Linked DNA regions of Homo sapiens: all the other regions are linked to region 3. Evidence: chromatin loops called from intact Hi-C (ENCODE). Cell type or tissue: endothelial cell of umbilical vein. All regions are shown on one strand. Each heading gives the region's core, and the rest is flanking DNA. Links, peaks and the distances in the headings are about the cores only. Region 1 overlaps ZNF438 (zinc finger protein 438). Region 2 overlaps ZNF438 (zinc finger protein 438). Region 3 overlaps ZNF438 (zinc finger protein 438).

Evidence for each region. A loop is a pair of places that touch in the nucleus more often than their neighbours do. Peaks named below come from ENCODE experiments on the same cell type or tissue, not always from the same donor. Only the 100,000 strongest peaks of a DNase experiment are listed, where the experiment ranks them.
Region 1: it touches region 3 in a loop (10-fold over the local background); 3 of 110 quality-filtered maps call a loop at or near these places.
Region 2: it touches region 3 in a loop (4-fold over the local background); 4 of 110 quality-filtered maps call a loop at or near these places.

The regions. Positions count from the first base shown.
Region 1 is chr10:30,980,087-30,991,104 of GRCh38, forward strand. It overlaps ZNF438 (zinc finger protein 438), which reads right to left. Exons shown (of 7, transcript NM_001143768.2): 2 at 4,283-4,340. Among named protein-coding and RNA genes, the nearest start is that of ZNF438, 46 kb to the right of the region's middle. In endothelial cell of umbilical vein, for the core only: no CTCF peak of the experiment used is centred there; DNase peaks (open chromatin) are centred at 4,695, 5,675 and 6,135; H3K27ac peaks cover 4,225 bases.
Region 2 is chr10:30,959,036-30,970,053 of GRCh38, forward strand. The region is part of intron 2 of ZNF438 (zinc finger protein 438); the gene reads right to left. Among named protein-coding and RNA genes, the nearest start is that of ZNF438, 67 kb to the right of the region's middle. RefSeq lists enhancers at 163-212, 333-562. In endothelial cell of umbilical vein, for the core only: no CTCF peak of the experiment used is centred there; a DNase peak (open chromatin) is centred at 5,686; H3K27ac peaks cover 3,068 bases.
Region 3 is chr10:30,854,431-30,865,448 of GRCh38, forward strand. All of the region lies in intron 5 of ZNF438 (zinc finger protein 438), which reads right to left. Among named protein-coding and RNA genes, the nearest start is that of LINC02644, 140 kb to the left of the region's middle. In endothelial cell of umbilical vein, for the core only: no CTCF peak of the experiment used is centred there; DNase peaks (open chromatin) are centred at 3,601 and 4,271; H3K27ac peaks cover 3,239 bases.

The DNA of each region.
Region 1 (11,018 bases), core at 2,389-7,388, 130 kb after region 3:
GAATAGCAAGAAGGCATGTGTGGCTAGAGGAGAGTGAGCAAGACAGTGAGTGACAGGAGATAAAGTCAGCAGGCCTGTTAGAACATGTGAGACAACGTTTCATCCTGTGTGTGCTGGGTAGCCACTGAAGGGTTCTGAACAGAGGAATGACAGAAACTGTTTAACATTAAAAAAAAAAAAAAAAACACCTTTTACTCCTATATGGAGGACTGACTGGAGAGATACAATGAGGAGATAAGGAAGGCCGGTTAGAAGACGATATTATCACCTAGGTGACTTATGACAGTGACTTACAATAGGGCAGTAAGGGTGAGGAGTGGGGTAGGAGTAATTTGGGATACATTTTGAAAGGCAGGCATATAAGCCTTACTAATGGACTGGATGTGGGATATGGAATAAAAAGTCACACATGACTTTGAGTTTTTGGCCTGGAACAACTGGGTATATCACTTACCCAGGGAGAAAAGTTCAAGATTTACATTTTAGACATACTAAGTTTGAAATGTTTATTAGACTCCAAAATGGAGATGTTGAAAAGACATAAAAATAAGTCTAGAACTCATGGGAGAGACCAAAGTAAAGAAATTGTAAATTTGGGAGAACAGATGGCATTTAAAACATGGGATCATATGAGATCGTGTGGAAAATAAATACAGAAGGCTAAGGACTGAGCCCTGAGAAATGTCAACTTTTAGAGACCATAAAGAAGAGAAGATAGCAAAGGAGATTTTGTACTTTTATGACTCTTCCTCAAAAAGAAGTTAGAATTATTTTATGTCTACAAACTATGAAGTCCATAGCCAACCATCATAATCCTCTTCAAAAACCACTTTTTAGAGTCACATGCCTACTCTATTTCTGACTCCTGACCAACTAACAATCTGAATAGCTACATTTCACCTGTCAGCTGTTCAACTACCCCATCCCTGGTCTCTGGCATGTGTTGCAGTTTCTGGATCAAAGTTTTCACAACAGCTAGGAACTTCTAGTTGTCCAACAGTTACCAGGAGGCACGTGGAGAGCATGTTCCCCAGAGCTGCCAAAAGTTCTTGGCATATGATCAACGAAGCACACAATGAATGAGTGTTCAGCAATTAATCAGGTGACAGAGAACAACTGACATGTTAGGGGACTGCAGAATGAGCCAGAGTAAAGCTAGACAAGAAACACAAGTCCTTACTCCAGGCTGCTCACCCCAGGAGAATCCACTCTAGGTCACCCAGTGTGATCAGATATTCTTACCTAGAAAAGCTGAAATAATCCGAAGTTTACTACGTGTTTATGGAAACATGACAGCATTTCCTGGGAGCTGCTTATATCATGAACAAACAGTAGGTACTGTACATAATAGGCACTTGTTCTGTCCGCCTCCCCATCTCAGAATTAGACTGGAGACAGCTCTTCTCTCTCAGCCTCATCTGTAAAGGGAATTCCAGCCTATCTCATAGGTAATTATGAAGATTATATGAGATAATGTAAGTAAAGTGCCTGGTACATAGAAAATGTTCAGGCCGGGCGTGATGGCTCACACCTGTAATCCCAGCACTTTGGGAGGCCGAGGCAGGGGGATCATGAGATCAGGAGTTCGAGACCAGCCTGACCAACATGGTGAAACCATGTCTCTACTAAAAATACAAAAAAAATTAGCTGGGCTGGTGGCGTGCACCTGTAATCCCAGCTGCTCAGGAGGCTGAGGAAGGAGAATTACTTGAACCCGGGAGGTGGAGGTTGCAGCAAGCCGAGATTGTGCCATTGCACGCCAGCATGGGTGACAGAGCGAGACTCCATCTCAAAAAAAAAAAAAAAGTTCAATATATACTAGCTATTCTTATTTACACTTTGATGACCACAAATTACAATCAGCTGAATGGTAAGCATGTCCCTAAAAACAATACTTTTAATGCTCTTCTAGCACAGAATAATAAGTTTTTCTTGTTTGCTTGTTTTGTGTGAACTATTACATGATCAATGTAATTTAAACTTGGCCTGAGAAAACCATCCTTTTTCTCTTTCTTTTTTTTTTTTTTATTTTTGAGATGGAGTCTCGCGCTGTCACCCAGGCTGGAGTACAGTGGCGCGATCTCGGCTCACTGCGAACTCCGCCTCCCGGGTTCACACCATTCTCCTGCCTCAGCCTCCTGAGTAGCTGGGACTACAGGCACCTGCCACCACGCCTGGCTAATTTTTTGTATTTTTAGTAGAGACGGGGTTTCTCCATGTTAGCCGGGATGGTCTCGATCTCCTGACCTCGTGATCCACCTGCCTCAGTCTCACAAAGTGCTGAGATTATAGGCATCAGCCACCGCGCCCGGCCATCCTGTCTTTTTCTCAACTTCCCAACCAAGGTTAGCACAATCATGTTAAACAACTAAAAAATAGATTATAATTCTTTAACTATAATTCTATTAACATGAGACTGTTAACACCAATTCTGGCTAAAGACTACCAAGCAACACAGAAATTTCCAAGCCGGACAATTATTCTGCAAGAGTTATTCAGGCATGGGTCTGTTGTTTTAAGTGTCTATATCCTTTAAGTATAATATATTTATATTTCCCTTTATGAAATTTAACTAAAATCATTAAATTTGGCAGCAGAAGCAGGAAACCATCTACAAGACCTGCATGGCTACTTTACTTTTATTAATGAAAAGTTACATAAGAGTTTCAGCAAACTACAAAGTTTCCTTCTTATAAGTCTTTTAATATTTATAGAAATTTAAAATAGTTATCATGCTAGAGTCCATTTTAGAAACTGAGAATTTCTATTATCTGACAGCAATAGATTCTGTATTATTTTAGCTCAATTACAGAAATGGATATGTAAGAATTATATTCATCTTTATTCGTACTTGTTAACAATACATCTACCATGTCTACTACTTGACCTAGAAGCTCAAGTAGTGTGACTGAACAAAACTACACTAACAGGGTCTCAACCCCAAACCACTGAGTCACATTATTGGACTTTTTTCTCTAAACAATACACTAAAGAAAAGAAAAAGAAGTGTACTGGGAACCATTTAAAGGGCCTGCTTGGAATAACAGAAAAAGTTACACAAAAGGACCAAAGAACACAAGTGGCTTAAAGTATCAAAGAGAAAGCCTGTAACCAAGTACGAGGAGATGTCCGCAAACACCATGCCCATTGTATCAGTCCTTTCTTGCGCTGTTATAAAGAACTATCTGAGACTGGGTAATTTATAAAGAAAAGAGGTTTAGTTGGTTCATGGTTCCTCGAGCTGCACAGGAAGCATGGTTGGGGAGGCCTCAAGAAACTTTCAACCACAGCGGAAGGCAAAGGGGAAGCAGGTACATCTTACATGGCTGAAGAGGAATAGTGTGAAGGGGGAGGTGTTACACACTTTTAAACAACCGGATCTCATGAGAACTCACTCACTATCACAAGAACAGCAAGAAGGAAATTCGCCCTCATGATCCAATCACCTCCCATCAGGCCCCTCCTCCAACATTGGAAATTACAATTTGACATGAGATTTGGGCAGGGACACAAATCCAAAGCATATCACCAATGTTAAAAAAATAAAATTGCATACTTCCTATAAACTGAAAAATGAAACCTATAGCCATGTATTTCCTTGAATCGTTTTTATGTAATCTGGATTTTTCAAATTATTTTTTTTATTTTTTTAAACCATGGTCCAGAAAATCTACTTCTAAACTATACATTTTGAATCAATAAACTGACTTTTGTGCTTCAAGTAAACTTATTTTGAAATAATTTTAGATTTACAAGATAGATACAAAAATAGTATAGACTTCCTATACACCCTTCATCCAGTTGTCCATAAAGTTAAACATCTTACATAACCACAGGACATTTGTCAAAACTAAGAAATTAACATTGATTAATTTCTAATTGATTACTATTAACTATAGACTTCATTTATATTTCACCTGTTTTTCTACTGTCTTTCTTTAGTTCCTAGGTATAACCCAGGGTACCATATTGCATTTAATTATTTTTTCTAATGCTCTAAATTTTGCTACATGCCATACTTCTATGTCTTATAAACAATATCTTCATTGTAATTATTATACAAATAAGCCTAAAATTCCCTGGGAAATATGATTTGTTAGCTATTAGGGAAATGTTACATGAAGATTCATGTAAATGTGATATTTCTACAAATGTTATACTGAAGAGAAAAGAGTTAATTGCTGAAGTAAGATATGCCCCACTGTCTACTTTGCCAGGAACCTATGAGATCAAATTACTTAATGTTTCAGAAATCTCTCTTCAAAAAATGCTTGTCACTTACCTATATCCCAAGGCTCCTGTAGAGTCATAAGATATACCGTAAATCCTTTTAATTAATTCTGTAACAATACAAAGTATTATTATAATCATATTCAGATAATCCATTTTCATCAAATATATGTAAAAGGTGCCTTCTTTTCAAGTTTCATTTTTAATTACTGTATATTTTTATTAAGATAATAAAAGAACTAATGTAGAAGAAAATAATTCCATAGTTGATTACATGTCTTTAGTTTAAAAATGAAAGCATGCAAAATTTAATAAAAGTTTTAAGATAAATAGAAAATGTTCCAGAAAAAAAGAAATGCCACAATGAATAAAACTGGCTAAGAAGAATGCTTCACATTCTTTTCCATGTGCATAATACTGTGGAAATTAGTAAACAGTCACAAACAAGTGATTCATATTCAGGGCGCAGCCTTTTTGACAGGAAAACAGTAATCAAGAGTTTGGGATTTGAAGATTTTTAAAAGGACACATGTCTAGTAAAGTGTGTCAGTTTGCCTGAGACAGTCCCAATTTACGGCCATTGTCCCAGTGTCCCACAAATTTACCATTTGTCCTGGATTTTTCATTTTCTAATGATTTTTTTTAATGATAGCATTAAAATATGCTAAGACTTACTTGTACTTTTAGGCTCTGCCATAATCTCATTGAGCCATGTGTGAGATGCATGTGCAATGAAGCCAGTTGTCAATTTCGCAACTTGCTTAAATCTTTAAGACACCTAGCAGTAACCCATTTCTAAATGTACTAAATGTACTGTAACTGATACTTCATTCTTAAAGACAGCACCCAGGCACCATGCAGAAAAAGTATACCTAGGCAGGAGCAGGTAGGGACAGCTAACTCCTCCAGTCTTGAATGAAGGTAGAAGAAATACTGAATACTGCTCCCTGCTCATGGCTAGCTTAAAGACACGGATTTAATGAAAGCAGACAGGACAGAGAAAGTGTTTTACGTATTATTCTCTAAAGCATGACTTTTCATCTAGATCCAATGACTTTTTAAAAAAATGCACTTAGTTCTGATTCTAAAGCGTCTCTTTTACATCATCAAAGTAAAGTGAAAACTGGTTGGCTCCATTAACAGAAAAACTCACAGTTAAATGTTGCCAGCTTTCTGTCAGCATCAGGAGATGTACCAACCAGAAAAATCAGTTAATTCCAATAATGGTTTGATGATTTCATCTAATTCATGAAACCAAAGTAAAGCTTTTGGAAGTTCATTCTGTAGAATATGAAACACTTGACATTGCTTTAATTGCTACTTAAAAATCAGTTTAGAAGTTCAACAACAAAGACAAAATTACCGTTGGTTCTCCTTATTCACAGTAGTTAAGTTCTATGAAGTCACCATGAACACTGAATTAGGGAATACCAAACTGTTTACTCATAAGGGAAATTCAGGGTTGGGTTCCTGAGAGCTCCTGAGAGCCTCTGATTACATTTTAATTAGCTGATCAAACATAACCTCATTTTATGTATATTTCTGTTTCAAGATACCTTATTAATATATAGTCATCCACTGCATGATGTGTCAGTCAACAACAGACTGCATATATGATGGAGGTGGTCCCATAAGATTATCAAGCTATATTTTCACTGTACATTTTCTATGTTTAGATAAATAAATATTTACTATTGTGTTACAATTGCCTACGAATTCAGTATAGTAACACACTGTACAGGTTTGTAGCCCAGGAACAAGAGGCTATACCAAATAGCCTACGTGTATAGTAAGCTATAGATTCATATCAGTACACTCTATGATACTTTCACAATGACAAAATCACCTAATGATACATTTCTCAGAATTTAACCCTGTTGTTAAGCAATGTATGGCTGTTCACTGTTGAGTCACTAACACTGAACTCATAGCCAACAGCACTATAAGTTTATCTATCACATGCATTTTCTCCTTAAGGCACATCACAGCCTTCTTGCACTTAGGCGCAATATACAGCACTTCAGTTCCACACTGGGTAGTCATTTTAAACACAGAAATCATAAGCCTAAAAAAGCAAAAATCATGGCACTATATAAACCACAAAAAGGAGACTTGTTTACCGTATGAGAGCTGAAGGAAATCAGCTTGTCAACTAGGAATGTGTTGAGCAATCCAAATTTTTCACCATTCTGTACCATTTGCAGTCATGCACTCAGTTGAATGCCTAGTGTCATGAGTATTGATTTTGCAGTTACAAATAAATTTTATAGGTTCAGTATCCCTTACCCTGAAATGTTTGGGGTCGGAAGTGTTTTGAATTCAGAGTTTTTAAAAATTTTGAAACATTTGCATTATATACTTATTGAGTATCCCTAATCCAAAAATCTGAAATCCAAAATGCTCCCATGAGTATTTCATTTGCGCATGACCCTTGAGGATTGTGTTGAGCATCATGTTGGCACTCAAAAAGTTTAGGATTTTAGAGCATTTCTGATTTTAGATCAGAGATGCTCAATCTGTAGTAAGCAGACGAATTCATGAAAACAAAATCTGTGAATAATAAGGGTCAATTCTATTTGTTTTTACAGTGATAACACAATTACAAACCTTGGTTGAGTACAGCATCATAGAAAGAACAATGTTCTTACTAAATTTAAAAAATGGTGAAACAGAAATAAACTTGGACTTGGCTGTGGTTCACATATAATTCACAGCTGTGCCCAAAACTGCAATATATTACCAATCAAAATTGGGGGAAACATATTTTACAACTGAATCCACAAAAGATGTGACATTCTACCAATTAAAATTTACAAACGTTTATACACACACACAGGGTTAAAAAAATTGAACTAAGGCTGGGTGTGGTGGCTCACACCTGCAATCCCAACATTTTGGGAGGACGAGATGGGAGGATTGCTTGAGCTTGGGTGGTCAAGGCTGAAGTAAGCTGTGATCACACCATTGCACTTCAGCCTGGGCAACAGAGTACACCCCTGTCTCAAAAAAAAAAAAAAAACTAAAATATTTGTGACAAAGCTGATGCTGAATTAAAAAAAAAAAATTCCAGCATGATAGTCCATGTTTTCTTTTTGTTATCTATCTTAGAATTCTTTGAGGCTTAGACTTTGCAAAATCATCAACATAACGGATGATTTTCATTCAAACATTACATTCAAAGTCAGTTGAAAATAGCTATGGACTAAACGTTTGTGTCACCTTAAATTCTTATGCTGAAGCCCTAATACCCAATGTGATGGTATTCAGAGGTAGTGCCTTTAATTAGCGTTAGATTAGGTCATGTTGGTGGGGCCCTCCTGATGAGATTAATGCTGTTATAAAAAGAAACAGATCTCTCTCTCTCTCCCCACCCACCACCCCCCATCCAAGTGCACACACCCAGGAAGGGCCATGTGAGGACATAATGAGAAGATCAAACCAGGTCTGCAAACCAAGAAGCAGGCCCTCACCAGAAACTGATCTGCTGGTGCCTTGATCTTTGACTTTCCAGCCTTCCGAACCGGGAGAAATGAATTGTTGTTTAAGCCACCCAGTATGTCATATTTTGAGAGAGCAGCCCAAACTAAGACAGAAATCTTTTATTCAAGATTTAATTTTTATGGCGAACTTACTTTTTTACTTAAATAAGTTTATATTATGTACTAGAATAAAATGAACTTGAGAATGCCTACAATTTAGCAGCATCTAAATTTGGTTAAGATGTTTAAAAGATTTCCATAATAGACACAATTTATTTGACAAGTTTGTCATAAAAATTTTATTGAATAAAGGTGCTGTAAATCGAGTTTACTGTTTTTTTTAATAGTAGCTTTGAAAATGTATGTGCTAGAATATTTACATATTAAACTATTACAAAATAAAATTTAATAGAATTTGCTTTGAACTTACCAGGTACCTCATTATCGACATAGAGATTACATTCTCAAATTTAAAAATCACAATTTATATAGAAAACAGTAACTTGAAAAAAATCAATAATTTCAAATGTAGCAATCACAAAATGCAACCTGAAAAAGACTACAATTTTATGAAGCAATTAAAGATAAAATACAACCGTATTTTTAAAATTTTTTTTCCAGGAAAATACAGAGAGCTGTATTCTGTGGAGCTCCTTAGTACTTTCTAATCTCCCTTATGTAGTATATTATTAGTCAGGGTTCTCCAGAGAAAGAGAGAGATAACAAGATTATAATTATTGTACCTAATAAATATATTAGTACAAATTATAGCTAAGAAACTAAATAATGTAAGCTTTTACTGAGAATTATATTTACGCTATTTTTAATGTTAAAACAGTTTTGCTTTAATGAATATAGCTATATGTTAATATGTTTTAGAAATAACTTTATTTTTAAAATAATTTCTTAATAGGACTATTTTATAGGTTCGCCAATATGATGAAACCAATTTGTCAGTCAAGCAATAAAATTATATAAGTTTACAGTTTTTTAGAAAGAATATCAATTTTGGCAATAAACAGTTAACCTAGATGTGACAGTTAATTTTATGAGTCACTTTGGATAGGTTATGATGGCCAGCTGTTTGGTATAACACTAATCTAGATGTTGTGTGAAGGTCTCTGTGGATGTAATTAACATTTATAATTAGTTGACTTGAAATAAAGCAGACTCCATACTGTGGTGGGCCTTATTCAATCAGATGAAGGCCTCAACAGCTAAGATAAAAGTTACCTGAAAAAGAGGCAAGTCTACATCAAGATGGTAACATAGAAATGCTGAGTTTCCAGCCTACTAGCCTATTTTGCAATTTTTACACTCAAGACCATTACCAACTCTTACTTAAGTATATAGCCTGCTGCTGTATTCTACATGTTTGATTTGCCAACTCCCAAAATCCTGTGAGCCAATTCCTTAAAATAAACTCTATATCTTTCTCTTGTTCTCTCTCTGTTTCTCTGGAGAACCCTGACTAATAATATACTACGTAAGGGAGATTAGAAAGTATTTAAGGAGCTCCACCAAAAGGAAGCTGCTCCCTGATAAGAGTAGAGAGAAAGGGTTTTATTTTAAGAAACATGCAAGTAAAGAAGAATTAACATTAGCATTAACTTCTTTTAAAGAAGAACAGAATCCCAGATTCTATGGCCACATCTTCCTATACCAGAATGATACATAACCCAATAACCCTGACCCTTAGCTTTCAGAGAACAGGGACATATCTTACATCTCTTTGTATCCCCTTTCTAGCAGTGAGTGTGAGACAGAGAAGATGCTCTAAATGGTTGCTGAATAAACTAAAGTCTCAGAAGACATCTCCAGTCCTAAATGTGATTAAGGGGGCGAGAATGTATGCAAAAATATGGATTTTAATGTTTTGAGTAGTATTGTGGTGTTGTCATTCTGAGACTGTTGTGTGTGCACTATAGGATGAAAATACATAATTGTAGGACTTTCCAGTTCTATAAGCACTCATATCCTTGAAAACAGAGGAAAGAGATACAGAAAGAAGATTTAAACACACTATCATCTCCACCATAGTCTCAAGTTTGAATTGGAAACACCAATATAAACTTATGAAATATTTTTATTTTATCTTCAATATGTGCACATACTTCTGATCTCTGTCTACAGAAAGGGCTGAGAGAAAACATGATCACCCCTTAAACAGTAGGGCTTCTAAGAGAAATAGCTGAATCTAGGACTCAGGAGCTAAGTTTAAGAGGCTTCCATTGGCCAAAGATGGAATAATTTGAGCTTCAGTGATGGTAATACTTGAAATGAATTAACTAATACGTTAAATTCTAAAAGTTCATAATAATATTCTTAAAAAACTGGTCACCTTTAAGAGATGATAGAGAACCAATTCATTATCTTAAGAAATATATCAAAGGGAAAAAATCAAGAATTTATGTTACCTGTCTTTTGAGAACTCTGGGTAACTGAATAAGAAATAAGGACATGTATCTCTTTATAAAAATATTCCAATGAATAAATGAAAAAAATAAAAAGAATTAGAATGTTACTATTTTTCAAACCTTAATGAACAAATAGATACAAATAATATGCATAAATGGCTGCTAAGATCACAAAAAAAGATGCAACCAAACATTGACAGTAGGTTATCCAGACCAGCAGCCTCAGCCTCACTCAGATACTTGCCAGAAATACAAACCCTCAGGTCCAACCTCCAATCTCCTGAATCAGAAGGTTTGGGCATAGGACCCAGTAATCTGCATTTTATTATTACAAGCCCACCAGGTGATTCAGAGGTATCCTAAACTTCATTAAATTCTATGTATAGAACTGCCAAAGGAATCAAATCTGAGTCTGATCCAGTTCATGGACAGCTGCCAATTTATAGGAATTATAGAGGTCAGAGAAACGTGTGGATCTACACCACAAATACGCACACATTAAAATCCAGAATGTGGGAAATTCTACAGATCAAACCTCCCAGGTTCTTCAACAGGTAAACTGTATGAAACTTAAAGGGATGGAGAAGGAACGTAAAGATTAAGAATCTATAAAGTAACCTGTATAGATTAAGAGAGATTGAAGATATATCTTTTTTTTTTTAATGAGCAAAACCAAGAGACAACTTCCAGAATGGAGGAATGAAGAGTGCCATAGAATTTCTCCCCAACAAAAACAATTTAACTGGAAAAAAAATTGTTTAAAACAACCACTTAAACTGGAAATTGTTTGAAGAGTATATAATAAATGGAGAAACATGCATTCAAGAAAATATTCTAAATCTTGGTAAGAGCCTGTCAGTGGCATTTGAGCCATGACCTGCTCCCACCTTAC
Region 2 (11,018 bases), core at 3,757-8,756, 110 kb after region 3:
AAGTCTTTGTGTGAACATATGTTTTCATTTCTCTTGGGCAGATTCCAAGAAGTGGAATTGCTGAGTTTATATGGCACAATGATTAAAAATTATGTATCAGTTTGGCTGGACCACAGCACTCAGATATTTGGTCAAACATTATTCTCGACATTTCTGCAAGAGTAATTTTGGACAAGATCTGCATTTAGACTGTTAGACTTTGAGTAGAGCAGATGGTTCTCCATTATATGGGGGAGCTTCATCTAATGAGTTGATGGCCTGAATAGAACAAAAGGATGACCTCCCTGGGCAAAAGGGAAGTCCCCAGCAGACTCCCTTCAGACTTCATCTGCAACATTGGCTCTTCTGGTTTTCCAGCTGACTGCCTTTAGACTCAAACTGCAACTCTTTCTGAGCCAATTAATTCCTTAAAATAAATTTTGGCCGGGCGCGGTGGCTCACACCTGTAATCCCAGCACTTTGGAAGGCCGAGGTGGGCGGATCACGAGGTCAGGAGATTGAGACCATCCTGGCTAACACGGTGAAACCCCGTCTCTACTAAAAATACAAAAAAAAAAAAAAAATTAGCCGGGCGTGTTGGCAGGTGCCTGTAGTCCCAGCTACTCAGGAGGCTGAGGCAGGAGAATGGCGTGAACCCGGGAGGCGGAGCTTGTAATGAGCCGAGATCGCACCACTGCACTCCAGCCTGGGTGACAGAGCCAGACTCCGTCTCAATAAATAAATTTCTTCACACACACACACATACCTGATTCATTCTGTCTCTCTGGAGAACCTTACTACATATGGTAAGTTGGTTTAACTTTAAAAGAAATAGCCAAACTATTTTCCAAAGTGGTTATAACAATTTACATTCCTACCAACAATGTATAATATGAGAGTTCCTGTTTCTCCACATCCTAGACACTATATACTGTCTTTTTTATTACAGCCATCCTAGGGGATGTAATCTCATTGTGGTATCTCATTGTGTTTTTAATGTGTATCTTCCTAATGACTAATGATGCTCACTGTGCTTACATGTGGCTATTAATCACTCTCATGTCTTTTCAGATGAAGTGTCTATTCTGTTCTTTTGCTCACTGTTAAGTTGGGTTGTTTGCCTTATTATTTACTTATAATTCTTTACATGTTTTGGATACAAGTCCTTTATCACACATGATTTGCAAATATTTTCTCCCAGTCTGCAGCCTATCTTTTCAGTTTCTTCCCAATGTCTTTTGTAGCATAAAAATGTTAATTTTAATTAAGTCAAATTCATCAATTTTTTATCTTATGGCTCATGCTTCTGGTGTCATACCTAACAACTCTGCCTAATCCAAGGTCATAAAGTTTCTTCTATGCTTTCTTTTAGAAGTTTTATAATTTTAGCTCTTACATTTAGGCCCCTAATTCATTGTCAGCTAATTTTTGTGTATTGTTATTGTGAGGAAGTTAATTTTTGTATATGATATCCAATTTTTCCAGCACCATTTGTTGAAAAAATAACCCTTTCTCTATTTGTCTTAGCAGCTCTTCCAAAAATCAATGGACCAAAAATGTAAATGTTTATTTCTGGACTCTCAATTCCTCTCCATTGATTTATATGCTTATCCTATGCCACGGCCACGTTGTCCTGAATACTGTCACCTTAGATTGAGTTTTGAAATGGGGATGTATAAATCCTCCAATTTTGTTCTTTTACTCATTTATTTTAAATTTTATTTGATCCCACTGTACTAAGTGTACTTAGTAATACCACCTTAAATCCTTTCTTAGACAAGATAGATATAAATATAAAAATAAAATAGGCTATATTTTAAAGACGTTTTCAAAATAACATAATCCTTTTAAGATTTCAACCATTAACGTATTCCCCTAGGATTGACTGTAAAATTAAGTTTTCCCACCCCCGACACTCACATCAACAAACATTTACTGAATGCCTACTATGTACCAGGCACAGTGCAAGGTTAGGTGCCAAAGATACAGAGAAAAATAATATATACTTACTCACTTAGCACTTAAATAGACAATGATGGCATAGTATATTAATAACAGGTATGTACAAGATAAAGAACAAAAGATATTAATCTTATCTTACCAGATTTATCTTACTTTATATAAGCCTGTTTCTTAAAAAAAAAAAAAGTTTTTTTTACATATGTATACATATGTAACTAACCTGCACAATGCGCACATGTACCCTAAAACTTAGAGTATAATAAATAAAAAAAAAAAATTAAAAAAAAAAATTTTTTAATTTATTATACCTTTTTAAAAAATTATTAGAAATGAGGTCTCGCTATGTTGCCCAGGCTGGAGAACAGCGGCTATTCACAGGCATGATCATAGCGCACTATAGCCATGAACTCCTGGGCTCAGGCGATCCTTCCGCCCCAGCCTCCTGAGTAGCTGGGACTACAGGTGTGCACAACTGTGCCTGGCCTGAAACAAATGATTTGTGAAACTTCTACCAGCTTTAATGTTCTTTGATTGTATAATCGCATTTTATTTTTTTTAAACAAAAAGTGCTAAATTTTAAATTTGATAGAATCCCTTCTAACCTGCCTGTATTAGAAGACAAGAATAGGGCTGGGCACAGTGGCTCACGCCTGTAATCCAAGCACTTTGGGAAGCCAAGGTGAGTGAATCACTTGAGATCAGGAGTTCGAGACCAGCCTGGCCAACATGGTGAAACCCCGTCTCTATTAAAAATACAAGAGATTGGCCGGGTGTGGTGGCGTGCGCCTGTGATCCTAGCTACTCAGGAGGCTGAGGCAGCAGAATCGCTTGAACCCGGGAGGTGGAGGTTGCAGTGGGCCGAGATTGCACCACTGCTCTCCAGCCTGGGTGACAGAGTGAGACTCCATCCCAAAAGAAAAAAAAAAAAAAAAAGTTTTACAAATTTTGGTACTTTCTAAACAAAATGCGTTTAAAACTACCAGAGAGGCTAGTACTTACAAAAGCTTGAAATAAGAAATTCTGTTGTAAAGTACTGGTTCTCTCCATCAGTTTAGGTCTTTTAATTTGCTTTTTCTTCTTAAGGTTACAAAAGCGAAAAGTCTTATTTCACCTCCAACCCACCTTACTCTTTCCCATAAAGGTAACTTCTGTTATGCTCTGTCAACTCCTGCTTGTACAGAGCAACAAACTATAGAAGATACAGATAGTAAGAACTCTTAAAATACTCAGATCAATCTCAAACCTTATTTTAGATATAAGCTTCAGCCTCTTTCCCACTAAACTTGACATCAGAATAACTAGTAAAACTTGTAAGTTACTCACTTTCCTTCTTCCTCCCAACCTATGCCCCAGAAAAGTTGGAGATTAATAGAAAAAGACATAAGCAACACATCTAAATAACGTGCATGTGTGTATGAAAGTTTCATAGTGCACATTCCTGAAACTTGTTCTATAAGAGATTTTAGTAAGTGTTCTTTAAAAATAAAGTAAGAAAGGAAGGAATTTGGAAGGAAGAAAGACAGGGGGTGGGTGTTCCCAAGTTCAAATACATTTGGGAAACACTGGGTTAAATAAAATACCAATATACACTACGTAATATACATTGTGATTGCTCCCACTTTTCCTAAAATTAGCAAACCACCAAAACCTTTAATCACGGATCACTTAGTAATATCTTGAAAGAATCTAGGTCTTTACAAAAATACAGTGTGAGAAGCAAGTTGGATATAGCTTCCGGCTCATTGTCACACTGGCAGCAATTCATACAGCTGAACAACTGTGGATATTCAGAGAAACATGCACAAGGTCACATCAATTTGCTACTGGCCAGAAGACTAAAATATAAAATAAAAATTAAAGTGAGCAGACTGTCTCAAGATTCCATCTTTACTGTTTTGGAAAAACTGGTTTCGTTTCTGTGTGGCATTATTTTTCCTTTAGCTATATAATAAAATAATACAAGTAGATGTTTGACTCTAAAATGCACTAATGGGTTTGCTTTTAATAAGTAAATATAATCAAAGGGTCTCAATATAAATTATATTCATTTTAAAATCTCCTTTACAAAACAAAAAATAGGACTAAAATAGTTTGTAATATTAGTACATGCTTTATTGTGAAAGAAACTTTAAGAGGTTGGCCGGGCACAGTGGCTCACACCTGTAAGCACTTTGGGAGGCCAAGGTGGGCAGATCACCTGAAGTCAGGAGTTTGAGACCAGCCTGGCCAACAGAGTGAAACCCTGTCTCTACCAAAAATACAAAAATTAGCTGGGCATGGTGGCGGGCATCTGTAATCCCAGCTACTCAGGAGGCTGAGGCAGGAGAATTGCTTGAACCCAGGAGGTGGAAGTTGAAGTGAGCCGAGATCGTGATACTGCACTCCAGCCTGGGCGACAAGAGTGAAACTCCATCTCAAAAAAAAAAAAAAAAAAAAAGAAACTTTAAGAGGTTAATAGAAACTCCTATCAAATTATGATATTTATCTATAGTGACAAATATCGATAGCCACCTATCTACGTGTAAAAAAATAGTGAACTTGGAAATATCTCCTTATATGTTAGGATTCAAATCAAGATATAACTCAGCAGTGAGCACTAGTATATATGCCAATGAGGCCAGGCCCTGTGGCTCACGCCTGTAATCCCAGCACTTTGGGAGGCCAAGGCGAGTGGATCACAAGGTCAGGAGTTCAGGAGTTTAAGACCAGCCCGGCCAAGATGGTGAAACTCCGTCTCTACTAAAAACTACAAAAATTAGCCGGGTACGGTGGCAGGCGCCTGTAATCCCAGCTAATCGGGAGGCTGAGGCAGAAGAATCCCTTGAATCTGGGCAGCAGAGGTTGCAGATTGCAGCACTGCACTCCAGCCTGGGTGACATAGTGAGACTCCATCTCAAAAAAAAAAAAATTTTTTTTGCCAATGAGATTGAATCAAGCTTTTATTATCAAACTGTAGTCATGAACAATAACTTTTCAGTGTATCTTATTCCTGTCTTCCTGCTGAAATTTTACTTGGGTGAAAAGTCTGGGAGGATTTCCTACTAAAGTGATCCTTATAGTAGCTGAAATAGCTGCTGCATGTCCTAGGTGGAAGCTTTTCTGAAATTCTACTTTAGGAGAAAATAAGGAACAAATAAGTCACTGATGAAGAAAAGTTTCCACCACACACTTCAAGCATTCTCTTTTTTAGTTGTTTCTTCATTGCTGCTCGGCACAGGAAGTGTGATAACTGTCACCCTTACTTATAAATGTCAGATAGCCTTACTCTTTTATACTCAAACCCCAACTATTTGTTTAATGCCCTATTCAAGCTTCCATTAAATCTTTGATCACTCTCTAATTCAAGTAAAAATGATTTCTCCTTCCTCAAAGCTACCTGATTCTTGTCCATGCCTCTCACTTAGCTCATAACTATATTTAACATACTTTAGGTTGCTGTTTAACTTGATTAGTGTCCATATCCTCTTCGTTGAGAAGTCTAGGACACTTCAGATGGCAGGAACAAGGTGATGCACATCTCTGGAGAGTCCACAATACCAGGCACAATGCTGTTTACACTAGCATTCTGCAAGTATTTGTTGACTGACGGACATTAGTATTTTCCTGGGGGAAAATATAAGTGTTCAGGAAATGTTAACAGATTATCTTTAATCGATAACTAAATGAAATCTTTTTTTCTATGACCAAGCAGTGTCACGGATAGGTCAGCCAAGTATAGATCACCTAAGGACTTGGGCACAGAATGTTGTGAGGAAATTAACTGTTCAATGACAAAAGGACTCTGAACAGGACCTACCATTACAGATTAACAGGAAGGATGTAGACATGCACACAGTCATATGCATATGGAACAATGACCTCAAACTATAAAAATCCGAGAAAAAAACCTAGGAAATACCATTCTGGACACTGGCCTTGGCAAGGAATTTGTAGCTAAGACCTCAATTGCAACAAAAAAATTGACAAGTGAGGCCTAATTAAACTAAAGAGCTTTTGCACAGCAAAAGAACTATCAACAGCATAAACAGACCTTACAGAATGGGAGAAAATATTCAAAAACTATGCATCCAACAAAGGTCTAATATCCAGAATCCATAAGGAACTTAAGCAATTCAACAAGCAAATAACCTCATTAAAAAGTGGGCAAAGGACATAAACAAACACTTCTCAAAAGAATACATAAAAACAGCCAACAAACATATGAAAAAATGTTTAACATCACTGATCATCGGAGAAATGCAAATCAAAACCAAAATGAGATACCATCTCATGCCAGTGAGAAGAGCTATTATTAAAAAGTCGAAAAATAATATGCTGGTGAGGCTGCAGAGAAAAGGCAATTCTTATACACTGCTGGTGGGAATGTAAATTAGCTCAGCCACTGTGGACAGCAGTTTGGAGAGTTCTCAAAGAACTTAAAAACAGAACTACCATCCAACCAGCAATCCCATTTCCTAAAGGAAAATAAATCGTTCTACAAACAAGACACATGAACTCCTATGTTCATGACAGCACTATGTACAATAGCAAAGACATGGAATCAACCAAGGTGTCCATCAAAGAAAACGTGGTATATATACATCATGGAATACTATGTAGCCATAAAAAAATAAAATCATGTCCTTGGCAGCAACATGGATGCAGCTGGAGGCCATTATCCTAAGTGAATTAACTTAGGAACAGAAAATTAAGTACTGCATGTCCTCACTTATAAGTGGGAGTGAAACATTACGTACACATGAACACAAAGATGGCAGCAATAGACACCGGGGACTACTAGAGGAAGGAGAGAGGGAGGAGGGAGGCAAGAGTTGAAAAAGTTAACTATTGGGTACTATGCTCAGTACCTAGGTGACAGGATCATCCATAACCCAAACCTTAGCATCACACAATATACTCATGTAACAAATCTTGTGGCACATGTAACCCCTGAATCTAAAATAAAAGTTGAAATGATTTTTAAAAATACAAAGATGTACGTACTAAATGCATCACTCTTTACTATTAGCAATACTGTAAAAAAAATAGAATCTACAAAAGTAATCTGGCAGTCTCATTCATTCATTCAACAAACCATTATTGAAAACCCACTGCCTAAAATTACCCAGCACTTTGGAGGCCAAGGTGGGAGGATCACTTGAGAACAGGAGTTCTAGACAAGCCTGAGCAATATAGCGAGACCCTGTCTCTACAAAATGAAAAAATAAGTAGGGCTTGGTGGCATTTGCCTGTAATCTCAGGTACTTAGGAGGCTGAGGTGGGAGGAGCACTTGAGCCCAGGAGTTTGAGGCTACAGTGAGCTATGATCATGCCACTGTACTACAGTCTGGGTGACAGAGTGAGCTCCTGTTTCAAAAAAAAGAAAAAAATGATTTTAAATAGGCAAACTTTTGCTGTTAAAAAGAATCAAGGGGCCGGGCGTGGTGGCTCATGCTTGTAATCCCAGCACTTTAGAAGGCCGAGGCGGGTGGATCATGAGATCAGGGGCTCAAGACCATCCTGGCTAACACGGTGAAACCCTGTCTCCACTAAAAATACAAAAAATTAGCCAGGTGTGGTGGCACGCACCTGTAGTCTCAGCTACTCGGGAGGCTGAGGCAGCAGAATCGCTTGAACCTGGGAAGTGGAGTTTGCAGTGAGCTGAGATTGCGCCACTGCACTCCAGCCTGGGCAACAGAGCAAGACTCCATCTCAAAAAAAAAAAAAAAGAAAGAAAGGAAACCTATTGTGTGACAGGCTCTGTATTAGGCACTGGGGAACTAAAGGTAAATGATTAATATCAGCAATTCATGTTGGCTCTTTAAAGCAGATTTAGACAGATTTAATCCAAAAATTCATCTACCCACCCCCCTGTAAAACTGTATTCCAGACAGTTAAGGTACACTAAAAATATTTTATCTCATTGCTTAGAGCAATGCAGACAGTTTACTTTGCCTACACACTAGCAAACTTAAAATTATCCTAGAAACTCTTTCAAAGAGATACTGTTTCGTTTCAGTCCCCAAGTCCCTAGGTTCCCAAGTTGATGACTGAGGACAAAGAGATGTGCTATAAGCAGTAAGAATAAACTTACCCTTGGAGCCTTGTCCAAACAAAAGCTCTTTACCTGAGATTAAGGCAGCATTGGCAAAAGTACTCCTTTTCCCTGTAAATTAGCTGCTGACCCATTCTTATGCTCCATGGCGTAATATTTTCTTCTAAAACTTTAGAGGAAAAGGCAAAAACAGAAAGCCTTTTTGCCAACCACAAAAATTTATATACTTTAAATTGTGGGGAAAAGAAGAGCCAGTATATACTTTTAAAACCAGAGAAAAAGGAAATAAGTATCTCCCCAACGCTCAACTACAAACTTCTAACAGCTGACTAGTAAAGAAAAGCAGAAATATTGTAGTTACAGTTAAGCTGCTTTGCATCTGAGGCAACTTAAAATGATCTACTGATAAGTAGGCTAAAAGTAAGATGGTAGGGCCAAAATTTATCCTTTTAGAATTAAAACTCATTTTTAAAGTGTGTTTTAAGAAGAAAAGATGTAATCTTTAATATGGCAATAGGGTTTCATTCAACCAGAAAGTCACTAAACTACGAATGAATAGATTCAAAAATCTACAAAATTAACCTGACAACAAATATGGCTGCTAAATTTTAATTTTAAAACTAATATGTTACTGCTCTGGTGTTGTTTTAAATTAAAGGATTTCTTCTGGGACTGCAAAGGAATGAATATTTAGCCTATCTCATGAAGGAAGGAGCGATTTCTTGTCTTAAAAACAGGAGGTTCGCCTACAAGATCACCTGGGACACACTTGGCCAGTGCAAGCAGGCCAGAAGGTTACTGGAGCCTGGGAATGTTTAACATCAAGAAAGGAATTACAACTCAGTAAGATCAGAAGGAACTACACAGGAAATGTGAACAGTAACCCTTTCATAGCTCTGTACCCCCTCCCACTGCCTGTGATAAATGAAGTCCTGCTGCTGCCCAGTTATGTGAATATACAAGCCAGGAGCAGAGAGGGATGGAGAAAAAGGGGAAAAAAAGACATTTTATATATATATACACAGAGCACAGCATAAATTTATAACGGCATGATAAAATCATGCTGTTCCGCAAAACAGCCTCTAGCCTAATTGCTACATATGTACTATATCACTGCCTTACCCAACAGTGCCCTAAGTAAAAATTCCAAAGACACTTGAAGGATCAGGCAGCGGTAGGTTGATGGGATAGTTGGCAAACTCATCCTAAGTAGGGAAACGTGGCTCCTATAAAGCTGACCAAACAGGTCTCCACCCTGGCTTATGTTTAAACATCTTGTTCCTAGTCAGTCTGTAGGGAAAGCATTCTTTCCACAATAACACACAATCAAATCAGAAATTCCTACTCCATCCTTTATCTACTCTATGTAAAAGTTTCTTCAATATTCTAAGCCAGAAGCTTAGAGAATTTAACTGAATGTAAACTTTTTTTTTTTTTTTTTTTTTTTTTTGAGACGGAGTTTCGCTCTTGTTGCCCAGGCTGGAGTGCAATGGTGTGATCTCGGCTCACCACAACCTCCACCTCCCGGGTTCAAGCGATTCTCCTGTCTCAGCCTCCTGAGAAGCTGGGATTACAAACATGCACCACCACACCTGGCTAATTTTGTATTTTTAGTAGAGATGGGGTTTCTCCATGTTGGTCTGGCTAGCTCAAACTCCCGACCTCAGGTTATCCGCCCACCTAGCCCTCCCAAAGTGCTGGGATTACAGGCGTGAGCCACCGTGCCCAGCCTCTGATTGTAAACTTTATTATAGCCTAGCTATAGTGAAGGCATGGTAAAATATTTCTAGCTGTTACTTGGAAAAGCAGATGTGACCATACAGATCTTAGATACCTTTAGAGACCCGTGGTTGGGATCTGAAGAAAACAAGACACTTACCACAACTGCCTCTGGATAAAGGGGAAATGCTCAGTTTCCACAAACCAGTGAGTATGAGAGCTATTAACTGTAAAAATACACACAGTCCTCAGATGGTGAGGGCATGGGTTAGGGTAACAAAAATACAATGGAGAAAAAAGTGGCATTTCCAATGTGACACATTTAAAATATGGAATGGAATTTCATGGGTCACTTGGAAATAAGATTTTTTTTTCATTGGTATAACTTCAGGCTAGAGATGGTTTGCCACAGAGTAAGTCAAAAAAAATAAAAGAATATGGAGATGACGATGAAAATGACAACTGCCAATAAAAGTCAAAAGGATAGATTTTGAGAACTCTCCAGAAGAGGGAACAAAAAAATCAAAAGATTTTTTCCCTTGGCAAAGTGCCCCCTCCAAAGCACACATAGTCTGCTTCAACCAACAGCCTATACCCACAGTGTTTTCATATACTAAATGGCATATCACTAAATAACAGTAAATGAGATTAAACTGTAGACTTCCTAGTTGCCTTAAACAACTGATGGTTAATTTCTTGAACACTGAATAACAAATATGCAGTCTCATGACACTGTAAGAAGCTAAAGGTGCTCATTCTTTCCATGAATTCTAAATTGCTATAATACTTATATTAGGAAAACAGAACAGTGGGAAGGAAAATTTTAAACAAACCCAGAATAAACCACACTTTTGATTGGGTTTCCAGCAATAATCAGTTCCCCATTAGAATGTGGACCCCGAAGTATACCAAATGCAAGCTCAGTGGAGCTCAGTCTCCTCAGCTGAAAATGAGAGCTTACTCTGGAAATGAGCACTTCTTAACATTTTTAACCCATGTTCCATCCTATTAAACATAAAAACCTCATACTCCCATTGAATGTTATTTGTGACTTCATAACCAAAACCAAAACCAAACCAAAGCAAGGTAAGTTTTTATTGTTTTTTTTTCAGTGTCTCATCATAACCATTTACAAATTCATTTATTTACAAATACTTGCATAAATGGACAGATATTAATAATTAATGCTTTTTTAAATCTTGAAGACAAAAAAGATTTTAAAAAGCCTATGAAGAATAATGATGACAATGAAATGATATTTACTGAGACCTTTGGCAAATGATATTTACTGGGACCTTCTTCTCTCCTCCAGAGTTACTATTAA
Region 3 (11,018 bases), core at 2,227-7,226:
GATTTACTAAATATTTGTTGAATTTTTAAAGTGGTAATAGAGTGATCAATGAGAAAAATAAATAATTTAGAGGTTGAGCCTTGGAAATTTTGTAAACAGTGGGGAAAAAAAGAACACAATTTAAAAATGACCTTTAACATTTCCATATTTTGAAAATTAAAAAAGAAACAGAGGATATTTCTCTGAGACATCTTAAAATGTAATTTTATTTATTGCCAGAATAAGGAGCTAATAATCAACTACCTACCTGAGGAAATAACAAAAGAGAATGGTAAATTATGCTGCTGGGGCATAAACTGAAATAGTCAACGAAACAAGCAAGCTCTACAGAAAACAGACACACAGAGAGGAAGAGTGGGGGGATTAGAGCGAAGACAGAGGAACAATAGAAAGGGAAACTGAACCTCGGAGGCAGAGCATGGTAATGTCAACAAGAAGAAAGGCAGAAATAACAGACAGCAAAAGATGCAGCTGAAGCAACAACAGTGGTCAAGGTCACCTCGAAGTCTCTAAAGACTTAAGTTGGGAAGGGGCTTCCTATTTTTTATGACCAAGTGTGAGAAAGCAACCTTCTGACAGTTAAGGTTTCCAGAAATGAAACCAGATATACTTCATAGAGCCATACCAAAAGGGAGTGAGCTAATTATGATATATTTGAAGTAAATGTGCTTCAACGGATCTTCAAATGTCTCCACATTATAGTGGAAATAAAATCACATAGGAAGAGCAAGGGCATTCAAAGGAAAAGGAGGCCACTGTGGCCTGGGAACAACAGGACACTCCTGAGCTCTGTCCTGGCTGCGAGAGCACCGATCAGTGTGAGCAGTGTGGGCAACCTGAAGTGACAGAGGCCCAGACGACTGGTATGATGTCTGCCAAACTGAGTCCGTGCTCCTCAAGGTCCCTGCGATTTAAAGAAGTGGATGCTGGGGTTGAAAGTCTTATCAGGTGGTTCATGATCAATATCACAAGCTAATCACAAAGAGTTTGTGGGGTGAAAAGATAAGGTCTTGTTGAGTACATTTAACATACTTATGCTTGTCTGGATCTATCAGGAAGTACATACAAGGTTAAGGGTCTCCATGAAGGTGGTGTTGAATCCAATTTCTCAGAATCATTATGGATAAATAACTAAACCAATGTGTTAGTAGAAATGCAAGGCAGGAGAAAGACAGCAAGGCCACAGAAACAGAAGAGAAAAAACCCTCGTAATTACTTAAGTGTCCACCAACAGGGTGCTAATAAGATAATCATCCAACCATACAATGTAATACCACGCAGTAATAAAAACAAAGAATGAATCAGGGTGATCTGGAATACTCTCCAAGATGGGAGATGTACAGTATGCTATCACTTGGATTAACAAAAATGAGAAGATACACACACAAATATATCCTTTATATGTGCAGAATATCTCTGAAATGAAACAAAAGAAATCAGGATTATGGTGGCCTTTGTTGGGTGGAGGGACCTGGAGGAACTAAGAAGTCAGGAATGGGATAAGTGCTAACTTCCCACCGAATACGCTCTGTGCCTGGCACACAGGAGGTGCTTAGACATATTTGTTTAATGAATGAAAGGAAAACGAAAGTTTCCCTAGTTGAATCAGTTTTAAAAAGCAGTATCTTTTGGGATATTTGTGATGAGTGTGTGTCTATGCATAAATGACTGTCTAGATGTACACACAGAGAATGGCTCATGTCTTTTATTTTCCTTGACTACTTAATGACAAGAATTGCTAACGATCAGGGAAGTAATCTAGTAAGTAATCCGACAGGCAGTGCATAACTATCCACCAAAGTTAAGCACTGAGAAGTATTAGAGCTCATTACCTCCCAAGGACAAGTGGAGTTGTACAAATTATTCCTCCAAACATTTGCTCTTTAAGATAAAATAAGGCAATTTGCAATAAAGGCCAGTTATGCTAGAATAACTCGTGTTTTTTTGTTTTGTTTTGTTTTGTTTTTTAGTAGTCTGAACAACAGGAGTCCTTACAGAAGCTGAAAATGCCATTAAGTTTTCAAAAACTCTAACATACTAAGATAGTATGTCTGCAGAGTCTTTCTTGGCAATATAGTTATACAACAGTGGTTTATTCCACTACACATTTACAAGGCCTTTCACAGATGGTGTGATCTAAAAACTCTCACCTGCACCCACTAAATTACAGATCTTACAGAACTGTGCACTAAATAATGAGAAGTAAAAATTTCCACTGACATTCATAATTTCTGGAAATCCTGCACAACTACCCGTAACACAGTTAAAGAGACTCACAGGACTCTCAGGTACTAAACATGGACTTTTATTAACTGAAGACATAAAAGTGTCGCTCAGTAAAATTAATTGTGTACAATTATTCAACAGGAATACTTAATATTAGGATCTTAAATATGGGCTGTTTTTAATATGTTAAGCATACTAAAATAACAATTTTGAAAAGTGACATTTACAGTTGGTGAGAAATTGATCTAGCTGGGATTAAAGGGAAACTAGGAAGTGTTGAGCCCTTATTATGGTCTAGAATTAATGCTAGGTCTTTTAATTAAATCTTCATCCAAACTCTGCGAATAAGTATTACTGTTCCCCTTACACAGATTAAGAAAAATGAGGTTTGAGGAAGTTAAATAATCTGCCAAAGTCCACATAACCCAGAGCTGTCCCACTCCAATTTGAAGCAATGACCTTTTTCTTCATTTTCCTTCAAAGGGCAGGGGGATTATATGTAAAGTTGTCTGAATTTATCACAAAATATAATACCATATCTAAATTTTAAATAGAAAAAATAAATTTTGAAATAGAAATGGCTTGTCATATTCTAAAATTTCTTTTTTTTTTTTTTTTGAGACACAGTCTTGCTGTCACCCAGGCTGGAATGCAGTGGTGAGATCTTGGCTCACTGCAACCTCTACCTCCCAGGTTCAAGTGATTCTCCTGCCTTAGCCTCCCGAGTAGCTGGGATCACAGGCATGTGCCACCATGCCCAGCTAATTTTTCTATTTTTAGTAGAGGCGGGGTTTCACCATGTTGGCCAGGCTGGTCTTGAACTCCTGACCTAAAGTGATCCACCCGCCTTGGCCTCCCAAAGTGTTGGGATTACAGGTATGAGCCACCCCATCTGGCCTAAAATTTCTATTACCATTAAATTATACTAACTTTCTGAAAGCCCACTTATTAGAGATAACTCACAGAAAATTAATAGTCATTTGAAAGCAAAAGCATATTTTTATATTTGAATTTGCCACTTACTATCCATAGGACTCTGAGAAATCCAGAAAGGCTGTTGGATATTTGGAGAATGTGCAACGTGTGTCCTCCTCCTCCTCCATTGCCATCAAAGGATTGGATCTGATGGATATCATTTACATGTTAAAGGCAGTGGAGGAAAGAATGAGGGCTCAATAGCACTAGGTGCCAATGTCTTACCCAGCTTTATTAAACTGTTTCACAATGCAGCTACCACAAATAGTATTAAGAGACAAGCACATGAGGCAATTCTCTAGATAGCTACAAACAGCTCACTTCCTGATGTCCATTGGCAGAACCAAAGCCTGCTCTGTTGCTTCTGAATAAAGTTGTTCAACCTCTTCTGGTCGCTGGTTTGGGCAAAGTTCCATTATTCCATCTGCTGGGGCCCACAGGCCTACTGCTAAGAGTGCAGAAGGGAGCAGGCAGAGAAAGAGAGGCGTGTCCCTGCTCTTGAAACAGGCCCCCTGGATCCAGGCTCACGAGGAAAGTTCTGCCAAGTCTTGGTCACTAAAGAGCCAAAAATTTTAGGTGTTGTTCTGGTTTTAATTTTATTAAACTGAAATACTCTATTTTCAATTTCATTCGTTGTTATCCCTGTTTTCCCTGCCACTTGGCTTTCAAATAATAAATTCCACTTGGGGTTCAAACTGTTTCCCAAGATGGTCTCTAGTTAAAATAAATATGGTAAAACCCTGGAGAGGTCTGGGATAAAAGCAATGTCTCATAACACAAGGGAGTGCAACTTAATTTTGTTGAAAAACCTATAAACACCTTTAGCCATTGCCTACCCTCTCCCCAAGCTACTGTCCAGGGTCTGCAGCAGCAGTCAGAGTCAACAGGAATTTATTGAGCACTGACTATGGAGCATGCACTGTAAAACGTGCCGGCAATAGGCACAAGTGTTCTTTTGTTTCTAAGGACTCAGGATGCCAAATGCATTTCTAGTCCACATATCTGCAGCATGGAGACCTCCTAGAGTCATCATGTCTCAGACCTAAGTTTCAGGAAATTTGAGACAATGCAAAGGAAACAAGCACATTCCTAACTGGAGATCTTGTATCCTGAATCTAGTTTAGTCCATTCTCCTTGACATACTTGTGTGTTCTGCTCAATTATTGCTCTTAGCTAACTCCCCTCTCCCTCCTTAACACCACCAGTGACATGCAGGGCAACTTCCACTCAGCACAGGCCTTTGAGATTTGTCTTGTCAAACAGTGCATCCATCACCTCACTTCGCAGGGAAGGAAATTCTCATTTTCTGAGGAGCTGAGCTTCTTTATCAATACTGTTTCTTTAATATTATCCCAATGATAAGCAGATTTTATGGGTTAGGTACTGTGCAAAATATATAACATGCATTATCTCACTTAATACCCAAAAAACCTGAATTAGGAACCACTGTTGTATCTGTTTGTTTTTGAGACAGGGTCTCACTCTGTCACTCAGGCTGGACTGCAGTGGTGTAATCACGGCTCACTGCAGCTTCAAACTCCCCAGGCTCAGCTGATCCTCCCACGTCAGCCTCCCAAGTAGCTGGGACTACAGGCGCACACCAACATGCTGGGCTAATTTTTGTATTTTTTTATATATTGTTTTGCCATATTTCCAGGCTGGTCTTGAACTCCTGGACTTAAGCAATCCACCTGCCTCAGCCTCCCAAAGTGCTGTGATTACAGGCGTGAGCCACTGTGCCCAGCCAAGTCTGTTTTACAAGGATTTCTAAGCTCATAAGTAACAGTGCTGGAACTCAAATCCTAGCCCATTTTATTCCAAAGGCTCTTTCTACCTCTGCATGCTGACTGTAAGCTACTATGTGTGGTTATGGCCAGCATCTGATCTTCAGTAGAAAGACTGTGTGTTTTGGGGTTTAGACAGATTTGGTTTCAACTCCTGGCTCTGTCATGTACCTGTGGCTTTGGCACTTCACTCTCTGTGCCTAAATGTTAGGATCTATGAAATGGGCATAATAATATCTGCCTACAAAGGTCCCTGTCAGGATTAAATGAGAAAAATACCCATGATGGTGCAAGTAGTTCCTGCTACATGTTAGATGCTCAGCAGATATACTAGTTTTCCACTTTCTCTTGCTAGAGACTATCAGGTTGTTGACATTTATTTTTGTTGGGAAAAAAAAGGCACAAATCTTGAATGATCAGCATATGGAAGTAGTTCTGAATCCTTAAAGTAGTGTTTCTATTTTGAAACGTAAATGAAGGAAAGAGAAAAGAAATGGCTATTACTTGTGCTGGCCTCAAAAGATAGCTTCCCAAAATGAAGACCTCAGAAGCAAAAATCTCTCTGCCCTTCTGTCCCTGGCCCTTCATTTTCCCCCCGAGATTAGCCATAGAATCTAGAATCCCTCTTCCCCAAGGTGAGTCATAGAAACCAGAACCACTTTTCCCCAAAGCCAACCATAAAACCTGAAATTATTACTCTAACCTTGGCCATAAAGAAATGATCTGACCTACTTGTTTGATTGTAGGTCATCGGACCCGCATTCCAGAGAGGGTCCTGCCTCATACCCAGAAGGAAGGGATGTTCCACAGAGAGGTCAATAGCAATCCAAAACAGACAAGCCTTGCTGGGTTTCCTCACTCACTCTATTAGCATTAGATGACATCCCTTTTGTTCAATTATATTTCTCCACAACTATCCATGTTTTGTTGAACCTCAGCATGAAAACGGACAGTTTCCCATCTTTGGGTCTGCATTCTGAAAGCTCTCGTGTCATGTAACACAGCTGATTCAATGTATATACCTTTTCTCCAATTAATCTGCTGATCTGTCAGCTCATTATCAGTGAACCTTCAGAGGGGTGAAGAGGAAGTTTTCCTTTGCCTCTATGCTTGTAAATAATGAAACTGTATTTTAAATCTTGTGCCTCTCTTTTGACACTCACGCTGGTAGCTCAATCTTTCCTAACATCTAATCCAATCCGTCTTGCCAGGCTCTTTGATTCCCTGTCCAGAACCCACTCCCACTTGCCCTTCTGTAAATTTTTGTATCCCAGTTGATAAAGTGCTAATTGGATTAACAATTCAATGCGAATAGGGTTAACATACATGCATTTTAAAGAGCTACTTTATGGAGACACTCCTTCCCACTTTTGTTTATACCTAGTAAGTAGTGAGGCCAACTGTTGGTCTTAAACCTAGCAGGGAAGAAAGCAACTACCCTAGTAGTTGTTCAAGAAAGTGGGGTAAGTACAGATCTCAGTGGCCCTGTGATGGGGGATGGGGCCCAGAGTGGGGTTAGGGACACTTGCCTTGCAGACTTTAGTATTTTGCCGAATAAATTATTATAAGTTTTAAGACAGCCTGAGTACAGAAAGAAAAGTTAGGCACTGAAAGAGGAACTATAGCCCCTAAAATGGACTAAATGAGATATATAAATACAGTTGTCCCTTACCATCTGTGGGGGATTGGTTCCTCCACAGGACAATGACCTCCTTTAGACACGCAAATCCATAGATGCTCAAAACCCTGATGTAAAATGGCACAGTGTTTGCACATAACCTATGCATACCTCCTCCTGTATACCCCAAATCACCTTTAGACTGCTTTTAATACCTAGTGCAATGTAAATACTATGTAAATAGTTGTTTTACTGTATTATTTAGGGAATGATGACAAGGAAAAAAATGTCTATACATATTCAATATAGATGCAGTTCGAAATTTTTTTTCAATCTCTGGTTAGTTGAATCCATGGATGCAGAACCCACAGATGCAGAACAGGATGTGGAGGGCTGGCTATATCATGCTGCAAGAGGAAACAAGCATTCTTTGTGAAAGAATTTAAAAGCCAATTACCTAGAATACTAGTGGCAATTAAAAAAAATAACACAATGTGGTTGATAAACTGAAGTAACTAATTATTCTTTCAGGGCCATATAGTTAATGTCCCAAGGGAAAAGTACATTTAAAAAGCTTTACCACTTAAAATATATTTTAATGATTCTCAATTTCAATGAATTTCTTCTTCATTCTAATTATGAAGCTTTTATTAGTTATTTCTGGAAGGAATTGTTTTTGATTTGGAATGCTTCTGATAAAAAATGGTTGAAAGCCATATGAAATTATGTTTGTTTTTAATACATTTAGAAAGATAAAGTTGTTTATTTTTTGGCAAAAATAATTTGTAGCACGCAAAAGATTTTATTCATTATTACAAAACATCCAAGCCAGTATCTTTACTCAAATCTAAGAATGACCGAGGAGCATAAGAAGTTAACTAAGAGCTAATGACCTTCCAAGGACACTAAGCCAGGCAAATGGAAACTTCTGAAATGCTTTGTTAACCCCATTCTCTCAATATTCTTTTTGTTGTTATTATCACTAAAATTGTTAATACTCAGTTGAGTCCTACAGTTGAAATTTGGACCTTGACAACTGAACTCCAACATGGTGAAAAGCAGCAGGTCATTTCATTTGACCTTCTATCACCATCACAAATACCTGTGCACGCTGTCCTTCCAGAACATTCTGACATTTGCCGAGTCAGCTGTTTCTCAATGGGGCTGGTGAACATGGAAACATCCACAAAAGAGGTTTAGTGAGCTGCACAGATATGGCATGGCAAGAAATCTTCCACCAACAAACTAAAAATGGGCCCTTTTTCTTTATATTTTCTTTTTCTTTTGAGACAGGGACTCGCTCTATCACCCAGGCTGGAGGGCAATGGTATGATCATAGCTCACCCGCAGCCTCAAACTCCTGGGTTCAAGTGATCCTCCTGCCTCAGCCTCCCAAGTAGCTGGAACAACACATGCACACCACCCTGTGTGGCTAGTTTTTAAACATTTTTTTGTAGAGTTGAAGTCTCACCATGTTTCCCAGGCTGGCCTCAAACTCCTGGGCTCAAGAGGTCCTCCTACCTCAGTTCCCTAAGTGTTGGAATTACAAGCATAAGCCATTGCACCCGGCCTACTTTTAGTTTTCAATAGCAGTTGCAACAGTTAAGTATCTTTGATGACTAACAAGATGACAGTTGGTGAAGAAAACCTTTTCCTCAGTGGGATAAACAGAAAGATAAGGTTTCAACATCAGAATGTGAAGTCAGTTGGAACAATTAAACTAGGACACATGCAAAAGGCTGGAAGTTTCTTGCCTTTGGTCAAAACACTATGATTATGAAACTAAAGTGGTAAAGATCACAATGTTTCAAAATGCAGGGAACCAAAATTACAAAGATATCGCTTTTATACTATAATTTCAAAAGTAAGTTCACTTTATCTAAAAGAGGTATTTTTGAGGAATGTGCAAACTACATTTTAAAAAATGAATTGTTTCACTGTTTTATAGTAGAGTTTTACAGATGCTTTATCTTCACTGCTGATTTATCTTTAACTCACAGTGATTTATAACATTTTTTTGCTGCACGTTTTTCTATACCTCAGCTTTTATGTCAAATAGTTCATGATTTGTAAGTACAAATGCACAAGGGTGGACAGCCACGGATCTTTAAGAAGTCAAGTATTCCCCTGTTATGCTGATAATTATTCCCTAACATTTCTGCTGGTAAGTCTTGACTGTTCCTTATTTCTTTAATGAAGACACACCTTTCCTTAACATAGAGAGACCATCTACAATACTGACACTTTGAAGAAAATAATAAAAAAGAACATGAAGTCCCAGGCACTGGTGGGTACTGAGGTGACTGGTTTGTGCTGGTCACCTTTGAGGAGCTGACCAGGTTAGTTGTCTATGAGTTAGCTGGCATCTACAGATCCTGTCGTGTGACTGATGCCATCAGATTCTGACCTGAGCCAGTACCAAGAGTGAAGGCGGCAGAGTTTGAAAGCTGTGGTGACTACTTTGGATTCCTTTGCCTTTGAATTCTGCCATCCTTCTTCTCCATCAATATGTTTATTGTCTTTTAGTGATGACTATGAAACCTGGGTTGAAGGGAATATCTATTCTCATCCACAGATGAAGAGTATGTCAGAGTTAACTTTCCCACCTCCCTGGAGATGGAGTGATGACACAGCCCACTGCTTCTCCTTGCCCCGAGGCTATGTGTGCCTGTGAGTGGTCTCCTTAGGTAGATCCTCCCATTCCAGAGCCGGCCTCCTGGCTGAGCATCCACACGCACTCCCCTCATATTGTAGGTTCGCCCCCTTGCTGTCTTCCTACAGAACCTTGCCTAGCTGGCCCCACCTTGTGCTCTCCACTTCCACCGCCTGTTATTTGGTGCTGGAGAAATCCAACCATTGTGAACGCTGGACAGTGTTCTAAGTTTAAAGTTTCTAGTTCAAAACCGATTCCACAGTCTATTTACTTGTCCCTAAGAGACTCTTGGCGGCCCACATTCCTTCCTCTGCTCTTCTGAGGCACTCTCCCTCTGTCCCACCCCTGCCCTATCCCCAGGGCCATCTCTCTCTTGCCAATGTTTTTTGACATTGACTTCGTGGAAAAAAGAGAGGCTATTATGTGGGAACTCATTCACTGTCCCTTTTATTTGTAAACTCCCTTTTTGTCTTTGATTATGCCACACAAATAAATTTATAAAAACCTTTTCTGTGATGGGGGAAAGGAGAAGTACTATAACTCTAAATATACAATGCTCAAATCCTGATATATTAAAATGTACAAAAAGGTGCATCTGAAAATAAGGAAATGGAGTATTCCCAACCCTGGTCTGGAGGCTACCCTTCCTTCCAGGCCCCTTGTGCCTCGGGGATACTGCACCATTGGTGAGCTCCCCAGCTCTCAGGGAGGCTGGCCTGTGACCATCCTGTCTAAAAGGAGCTGCTCAGCTCCATGTGATCACTTGCTATTTTCTTTTTCTGCTTCACTGTCCTTCGAGGTACTTACCTTCACGATGATATTACATTATCTGTCTCCTCGCTAAAATGTGAGCTCCAAAAGAGCAGGGGTTTGTTTTGTTACTGACAGGGTCTCAGTCTCCAGATCAGCAGCTAGCAGTTGTACAACATAATTTTTACTGAAGGAACGAACTATTAACTCTCAACCATATTGACATGGCTTCCTTCTGCTATGCTACTGCTGAACACAAAAACAGAAAAACAACAGCAACAAGAAAGAGTCGTTAGGCCCCATCTCCTTCCTTTTCTTCCTGAGACAATCTATGGTAGATGTGTACATATACACCGCCTCTACTCATCTATTTCTATTCTTCCCTCGAACCCCTAGAATCCTGAAGTTCTATTTTGAACAACTAAAATGCCCCTCAGTCAGAAGTTAGACTGAATGCTTAATCTACTATCTCAAGTCCTTCACCAATTCTTGGTATTAACACCTCCAGTCCATAGATGTGAAAACAACACTTCTTGCAAGATCACAAAGCAGGTATTGAGACTTGGATTTTAACCCAGGACTGTCTGGCACCAAAGCTGTTCTCCCTCCATTCCAACACGCTGAACTTAGAACTAAGTTGTTTAGCAATTTATCTGTTTACATGTCAGTCTCTTCCAGTGACCGGTGAGTGCCACATAATCCATCTCAATGTTGAGAAAAGAAAGATCTTTTTGAACAACCTTTTTCCAATCACAGTGCAACTGTTAGGAGAGAGAGAACATGTCTTTCTTCTAAGAGACATCTACAGCATGGTCACTGGAGAGGTAGTTAATGAACTCACACATAGCAATGCGCAATACCCTACAGCACTGTATCTATGGCCTTCTTTTAACAGAACTTCTGGTGACCAAATCAGGCTCACACCAGAATCTGACTTTTCTGAAGCAACAATTACACAATACATTTAATGACACTTTTAAGCAGCGACAAAGTAATTCTTCAATGAGTAAAA